Regions from separate parts of the Mus musculus genome. Here region 1 is linked to region 2. Evidence: chromatin contacts called from ENCODE Hi-C data. All regions are on one chromosome and are shown on one strand. The core of a region is the stretch at or near the end of the contact, and the rest is flanking DNA. Distances in the headings are between cores, read along the strand shown. Region 1 holds the start of Hsf1 (heat shock factor 1). Region 2 overlaps Plec (plectin).

Region 1 (3,314 bases), core at 684-3,183, 290 kb after region 2:
TGTTTGGTTCCCAGGGGATGGATTGCTGAAGAAAAATTAGGAGGCGTTGGTAGGTCACTGGGCGTGGGCTCTGAGGCTTCAAAAATCCACATCAAGCCTAGAATCCCTCCCTCTTCCTCTCTCCCAGCTCATCAAGATATAAGAGAAGCTCTTAATTGCTGCTCCAGCACAATACTCTCTGCCATGGTGGTCAAGGACCAACCCGCTAAAACTGCAAGCAAGCTTCCAAGTAAGCTCTTCCTTTGATAAGGTGCCTTGGTCTTGGTGTTTCATCCCAGTGCCAGACAAACAAACCATCTGCTGTCTTTTTTTTTTTTTTTTTGAACAGAGAATCCTGTGAGTACAGCCCTAGAGGCCACTTTACAACGAACACAATAAGACATTCAAGCATTGTGAACAGTTTTCTATCACTGACCTCCAAAAGTTGAACAAGTACTTGAACACTGGAGGAAGCATGTGACTGCACCTAGTACTCACACTGTAGACCAAGCTGACCTCGAACTAACGGAGGTCATCTGTCTCTGTCTTCTGAGTGCTGGGATTAAAGATGGGTGCCAATGCCGCTGGCTAGTTCTTGTCTACCTGAGTGGCCTTCGCTGCCAATCATCACAGTGATCACCTGAGTTTCCATAGATGTCACACTGACATTCTCTTATTATTGACATCTCTAAAACTACGCTACTTGTCATACTAACAAGTAAAAGTACTGCACGCAGTTAGGGCATAAACAACTGACTATTAAAGGCTTACTGCCTAGAACTACACAGAGGGAAAAGCTTAGGGGCGTTTCATAAAACAAAGGGACAACTTACGTAGTGGTTCTCAACCAGTGGGTCACAATCCCTCTGGGGCGAGCAACCCTTTCATAGACTATCCTGCATATCAAATAATTACGATTCATAACAGTAGCAAAATTACAGTTATGTTTTCTTTTTGGTTTTTTCGAGACAGGGTTTCTCTGTGTAGCCCTGGCTGTCCTGGCACTCACTTTGTAGACCAGACTGGCCTCGAACTCAGAAATCCACCTGCCTCTGCCTCCCAAGTGCTGGGATTAAAGGCGTGTGCCACCACCACCCGGCAAAATTACAGTTATGAAGTAGCAGCGAAAATGATTTTGTAGTTGGGAAATCACCGCAACACGAGGAACCGTATTAAAAGGGCCACAGCATTAGGAAAGTTGAGAACTTTGAGGATCCAATTCAGTGGAGTCAGCTGTGCATGCCTTCTACCACCTACATTTGATGAATGTAGCAAGCCTACTGAGCTTAGCAACATGGACTAGCAATGGTTCCATGACAACCAGTTCTGGATGCCCTGGGTTCCAATCAGACTTCCATAATCTCAAGTCCTCTTTTGATTCACAACACACCTGACATGCTGGCTTGGTAGCACAGCACGAGCGCAATTACAACCTTTCCCAGGACAGGAAGCACAGATGGAAGGTCCAGAGACTATGGTGAGGGGACTCTTAAAGGTCTCTCCCTTAACACGGTTCAAGCCACAGAACTATCCCCCGGGTTCCAGCGCCCCTCGGCGCAAGTAATGTTCTGCTGAGAGTTCCAAAATAACAGCCCAGACTGGACGATCAGGCTCTAGGCGACCCACACGACACTACACGCTGCGCCACGGCCCGGCCTCCCTGGTCTTGCCAAGTGCCTGCATGGTTCCCAGAGGGATGCTGTCCGCTACTTGGAAGTTACCTCTTGTATCTGCAGCTCCTGATCAGGTTCCAAACGTCGTTTCCCCGGCAGCGATGCCGGTGACATGTGGGGCTTACCACACGCCCCCGCCATGCTGCGCCGCGCCGGCTACCGATCTACTGCCGCTTCCGGCAGCGGGAGCGCCTCGTGTGCCCCCAGCCAGGCTCCGCCCTACCAGGCTCTGATTGGTGAGCAGCCCGGGTGAAGCCATCTTGCGCAGGCGTAGGGTGCGGCGCAAGGGCTGGGCCGGCAAAGTAGGCAGGGGAGATCACGGCGCCTGCGCACAGAGGCTACAGGTCTGGCCCTAGCGAGAGCGCGCCGGTCGCAAGATGGCTGCGGCCATGCGAGGCCTTGCTGTGTGTGCGCAGCGGGCGGCGGAGCGGCCCGGACGGCAGGGGCAGCGACGACACTAGCTCAGCCTTCAGCCACTCTTCTAAAAGGCCACCCCAGCCTCTGCCTGCTTTCGTCCGAGATGGATCTGGCCGTGGGCCCCGGTGCAGCGGGGCCCAGCAACGTCCCGGCCTTCCTAACCAAGCTGTGGACCCTCGTGAGCGACCCGGACACAGACGCGCTCATCTGCTGGAGCCCGGTAGGAGCTGGCATGGGCCGGAGCGGCCTTCGAGGGAGGGTCCTGTGGCGGGAGGGGACCTGCTTCGGAGAAAGCGGCCTGCGAGTTAGTCGGGCTCGCCCGGGTTCAGCCATCCTGGCATCCTAGAGGGAGGACGCCGCTGTCTGGGGAGGAAGTGCGCCCCGCCCCCAGAGCCACTCACGGAGAGTAGGCCGAGACCCCAAATCATCCTACATTTCACCCGGACAATAAGGACGGGGCTTCCAGTACAGGGTCTTTGCTCACAGAGAAATAGTTCCCAGAGTCCGTCTGCGTTTCTGCTTTTTAGGCAATCATTCAGAATAAGTGGAAGGCCTAAGGAATGCATGAGAGAAGAGCGAGAATAGGAGGATGTGGAGCCTAAGCTCAGCCCCGATAGTCTCCAGACGCCAGAGCAGTTTTGCCCGGCCCTCCAAGGGCCGTGTCGAACCCTGTTCTGTTGCCTGGCAGCGGACTGTGTACACCGCACACCCTGCTGGCCCTGCATCTCTGGCTGGCTTGCAGAGGTCGTTCCGTGTTTGTGTTAAGTTGGAAAGTAGAATCTGCTGTTCACATGTGGATTCTGAGGGCCAGAGCGCGCAGAGCTAGCCGATGGTGGTGGCCTGAAGACAGGCCACCCTGATTCAATGGGAACCTTTGGAGGGATGGAGGCGGCTAGGTGCCACCACCTTGACCTTCTGCAAGCCAAATCTGGCGGGTCTCTCGGTCTCTGCGGAGCACTGCCCCCTCGCACAAGTTTCTTAAGCTGGCAAGAATGGAGAAAAGGCCTGGGTGGCAGATGGAGGCCAAGGCTTCTGGCTCTCAGTTGCCTGTTTGTTTAAACTCTGCTCTGCCTAAAGGGTGTTTTGGGAATAAAGAGAAGACTAGAAAGCACGGAACTTCACTTTTCACGAGACGGTCTTTGTGATTATCCCATGGGCTATCCGTGGGCCGCGTTGTTTTCCTGAATGCCATATTCAGTTCACAGCCTGTCCTGGATTTCATACACCTGGGCAGAGAGTATGATC
Region 2 (3,387 bases), core at 255-2,754:
TGTGAGTGGGAAGGGAGAGGGAGGACATCCTAAGGAGGAAACGCTGCCTTACCGAGTAACTTTCTTTCTTGGCTGCCATGTTGGTATTGCGGTCACTCCAATCAAAGCCCACTTCCTCCTCTTCTTTCTCATTCAGCCACATCAGCTCCTTGGTAGCTGCCGCCACAAACCCGTGCAAGCTCTCCAGGGACCGGAGGCGGGCCTTGGAGGAGTTCTTTAAGGAGGAAAGAATTAGTCAGTGACTGCGGCTGCCTACCCCTCCCAGCCCCTCCTAGCCGCTTGCAGTCCCCACTCACCAGCAGCTTTGCATACTGCAGGTCTAGGCGACCTAGGCAGTCCCGGTAGGCACCCCGGGTGGCAGGGGAGAGCTGGCTCTGCAGGAGAGATCAGTGGGTAGTCAGGTCTGCAGTGGCCTGGGCCTAGCGCACAGCCACTGCCTCCCTCAGGCATACCGCTTACCTCATCATTCCGAGCCCGCTCGATCTTGGCCCGAAATTCCTCTATAGACTGATGCATGCCTCGGTGGCTGCCCAGCTGGGCCTCCACACTGGGCAAGTCCACGCCCCACTCAGCACTGTCTATTCGACGCTGGTTCTCCTCTACCCAGGCCAGCAGGTCTTGCAGGTAGCGCAGTGTGGAGTCCTCTAGCTCTGGGCGCCTCTGTGTACTCTGCAGGGTCACCTGGGTCACAGGGGCACCCACTCCTGCCTTCAGCCGGAGGTTGTACTCAGTGCGGATGGCTACCAGGCGCTCATGCAGACGATACACCCTGAGGAAGCACAGGAGTTGGGAGGTCAGGCGGGTCTCAGACCTCCTAACCCAGCCTTCCCAGGTAAGGTACATACCTCCGGTACATCTGTTCACCCTGTGGATGCCGCCCATCTTTAAGGGTCTGCACATCATTGAACAACAGCCGGATCATACCATCAGCCTTGTCCAGGTCTCTCTCGACTTCCCCAGCTCGCTGAGCCACCTTGCCTGAGGCCAGCAGCCGAATATCCTGCAAGACCGTCCTGAGTGACTTGGCCTGGCTAACTCTCCTACTCACTGCCTAGGGTTCTCAACCAACGCTGCCCCTTCACCCCTTCCCCCAGCCTAAAAATCAAGGTCCCGTGTGGCTCACAGCCTTGGATTCTCATTCACTCCTTTCCCTCCCAGTGAGCCCACACATCTTCCTAGCACGCTTCTAGACTAATCTGTATCAGTTCTCCCGGGACTCAGGATCCTGTTCAAAAGATTCCCACTAGGTCCAAGGACAGAGACTGTCCCAGCTTTGTTCACAGGAGACTCTGTGCCTCAAGCTCCATCACCTACCACATAACTTCTCCCACCCAGGCTCACACAGCCCTGTGCCTTATGGACCCCAAAGCCCTCATCTAGCCATGAGGCTGGGGTCTCCCTACTCCCTACTCTCTGAGGAAGGAGGGGATGAGGGCCACGCTGGAATGAAGCAGGGAGGCAGACAGTCCTGCCTGGTGGCCAGAGGCCAGTTCTGCTCACAAAAGGAGGTCAGGGTTGGCAGCAGACCAAAAGGGCCCGGTTTTCCCGCCCTAGTGCCACACCCTGGGCCTGTAGCCCAGCAGGCCACAACCCTGGCTGCAGAGTAAGCAGCCCGATGCTCCTCCTACCTCCCTCAGGCCTGGAGGGGTGCCCACCCTACCCCTTGCCCCGCCTCTCTTCTCTCCCTCACCGACTGCAGTAGGGCGTCCGCCTGGTTCAGCTGCTCCTCACACAGCCCAGCCTCCATCTGTAGCTTGCTCACAATGCGCTGAAGACACTCCAGCCTATGGACCAGATCACGGCAGAGCCCCACAGGGAGTCACTCAGGGGCCCCCCACACTGCAGCGTCAGAGGAGCTCCCCTCTGCTCTGGCCTCTCAGCCTGCCTCGGGCGTACTGTCCCGCTGGCCCCAAACACCGAAGCTTGGTCGGGTGTGGGGGGGTTTCCTCCTCAGGCAGTGACTCACCCTAGGGTGGTTCCCCTGCCACCACAGGGCCCCACCCGCCCGCTGTCTCCCGCACCGCCTGCCACCCTCCACATGGCCCACCTCTCAAACTCGCTTCGCAGTTGCTTCTCCCGCTCCAGGATGGCCACATGCAGCTTGCCCCACTCCTTCTCCACATCTAGTGGGTGGTAGCCAGGGGGAATCTTGAGCTGGCCCGCTTGTACTGCCCCCTGTGAAGAGGGGCAAGCTCAGGCCTAAACTGGACACAGGGAATCCTGGATGCTGTGCCCCTCAGCTTCTCCACAACCTGGCATAACTTTGGCTCCTAAGCACTAGGGATAGGCAAGAGCAAGCCATACTACAGAGGCATTGAATTCTGGGGCTCAGACGTCTCGATTTATCTACCTAGGGAATACATGACCCTCATACCCCCCAGCTGTCCCCAAACCAGAAGACACCCCACTCACTCCCCTTAGAAGCACCTCACTTTACCTCCAAAGACTGGTAGATAACTTTGGACCGGTTTTTGTCTGCCTCCTTGGCAGGAAGTTCTGTCTCCTTGAACTTCAAAAACTGGCACCATAGGATCTGTAGAGGCAAGGGGTGTCAGCAGCTACACCAAGACAATCCAAGGATGCCAGCCCAAGTAGGCAGGCCTACCTCAATCTCTTCAAAGCTGGAGGGGAACTTGCGCTCCTCAAAAGCAGCGGTGTGGTGCCGGATCCATTGCAGCAGCAGCAACACAAGCTCCCGGTACTCCTGCCAACGAAGCTGCAGCTCCTAGGAGCAAAGGCCTGAGTGAGCAACCTTCAGGGTCTCGGGATCTAGTACACTATGCACCGTCAGTCAGGGACACCCGTCAAGGGCACCCGTCCACCCACTTACATTGGCCCTCACTCCGTCCTGTGCACCAGGCACGCGGGGCATAGCATCGTACAGGGATGAAACATAGGTGATGATGGACTTTTCATCAGGCTGAGGGACGTCCACATCTGCAGGGAGAGGTTGGCTCAGTGGGGTCCAGGCAGCAAGGGTGAAGATGGGGAAAGCCAGCGGATCGTACCTTCTGGGTCCAGGAGCCGTGTAACTCCCAGGTCCCGCTCTGCCACCGAGAATGCCTGGTCTAGGTTCTCCAGGTTGGTCTGTCGATACACTTTATTCATATCTATGAGCATGGGCCTGTGGACAAGTTGGGATGATAACAGAGACACCCACTGAGCAGGGCTACATAAACGTTCCTTCGTACATCCTAGCAAACAGAGCCCATACCCTCTTACTTCCCTAACATCTCCAATCCTGCCCTGAGGGAGTTGATTTTTGTTTTGGGTTGGGGGGTTGTTGTGGTTTTGAGGCAGGGTCTTCTTTGTAACCCTGGCTGACTATAACTCCTGTGTAGACTAGACTCACTGAACCACCTGCCTCTGTGTCTGCCTCTGGAGCAC

Evidence for each region. A loop is a pair of places that touch in the nucleus more often than their neighbours do.
Region 1: a loop to region 2 is called in a map of T-helper 2 cell, with 2.5 times the contacts of the local background. The contact joins the promoter of Hsf1 here to the enhancer-like site in region 2. A Hi-C loop is called at or near these places in 1 of 37 maps with a recorded cell type or tissue (T-helper 2 cell).

The regions. Positions count from the first base shown.
Region 1 is chr15:76,475,429-76,478,742 of GRCm38, forward strand. It overlaps Hsf1 (heat shock factor 1), which reads left to right and starts at 1,934. Exons shown (of 13, transcript NM_001331154.1): 1 at 1,934-2,289. The coding sequence starts at 2,173. Bop1 (block of proliferation 1) reads right to left here and starts at 1,821. Exons shown (of 16, transcript NM_013481.2): 1 at 1,701-1,821. The coding sequence starts at 1,793.
Region 2 is chr15:76,188,412-76,191,798 of GRCm38, forward strand. Plec (plectin) reads right to left here. Exons shown (of 33, transcript NM_001163540.1): 8 at 3,009-3,124; 9 at 2,831-2,937; 10 at 2,606-2,725; 11 at 2,438-2,533; 12 at 2,048-2,175; 13 at 1,691-1,784; 14 at 846-1,000; 15 at 460-769; 16 at 297-374; 17 at 53-214. Among named protein-coding and RNA genes, the nearest start is that of Plec, 16 kb to the right of the region's middle. Within about 2 kb of position 1,505, at least 2 of the 3 ENCODE cell types and tissues checked have a DNase peak (open chromatin) inside an H3K27ac peak, as active enhancers do.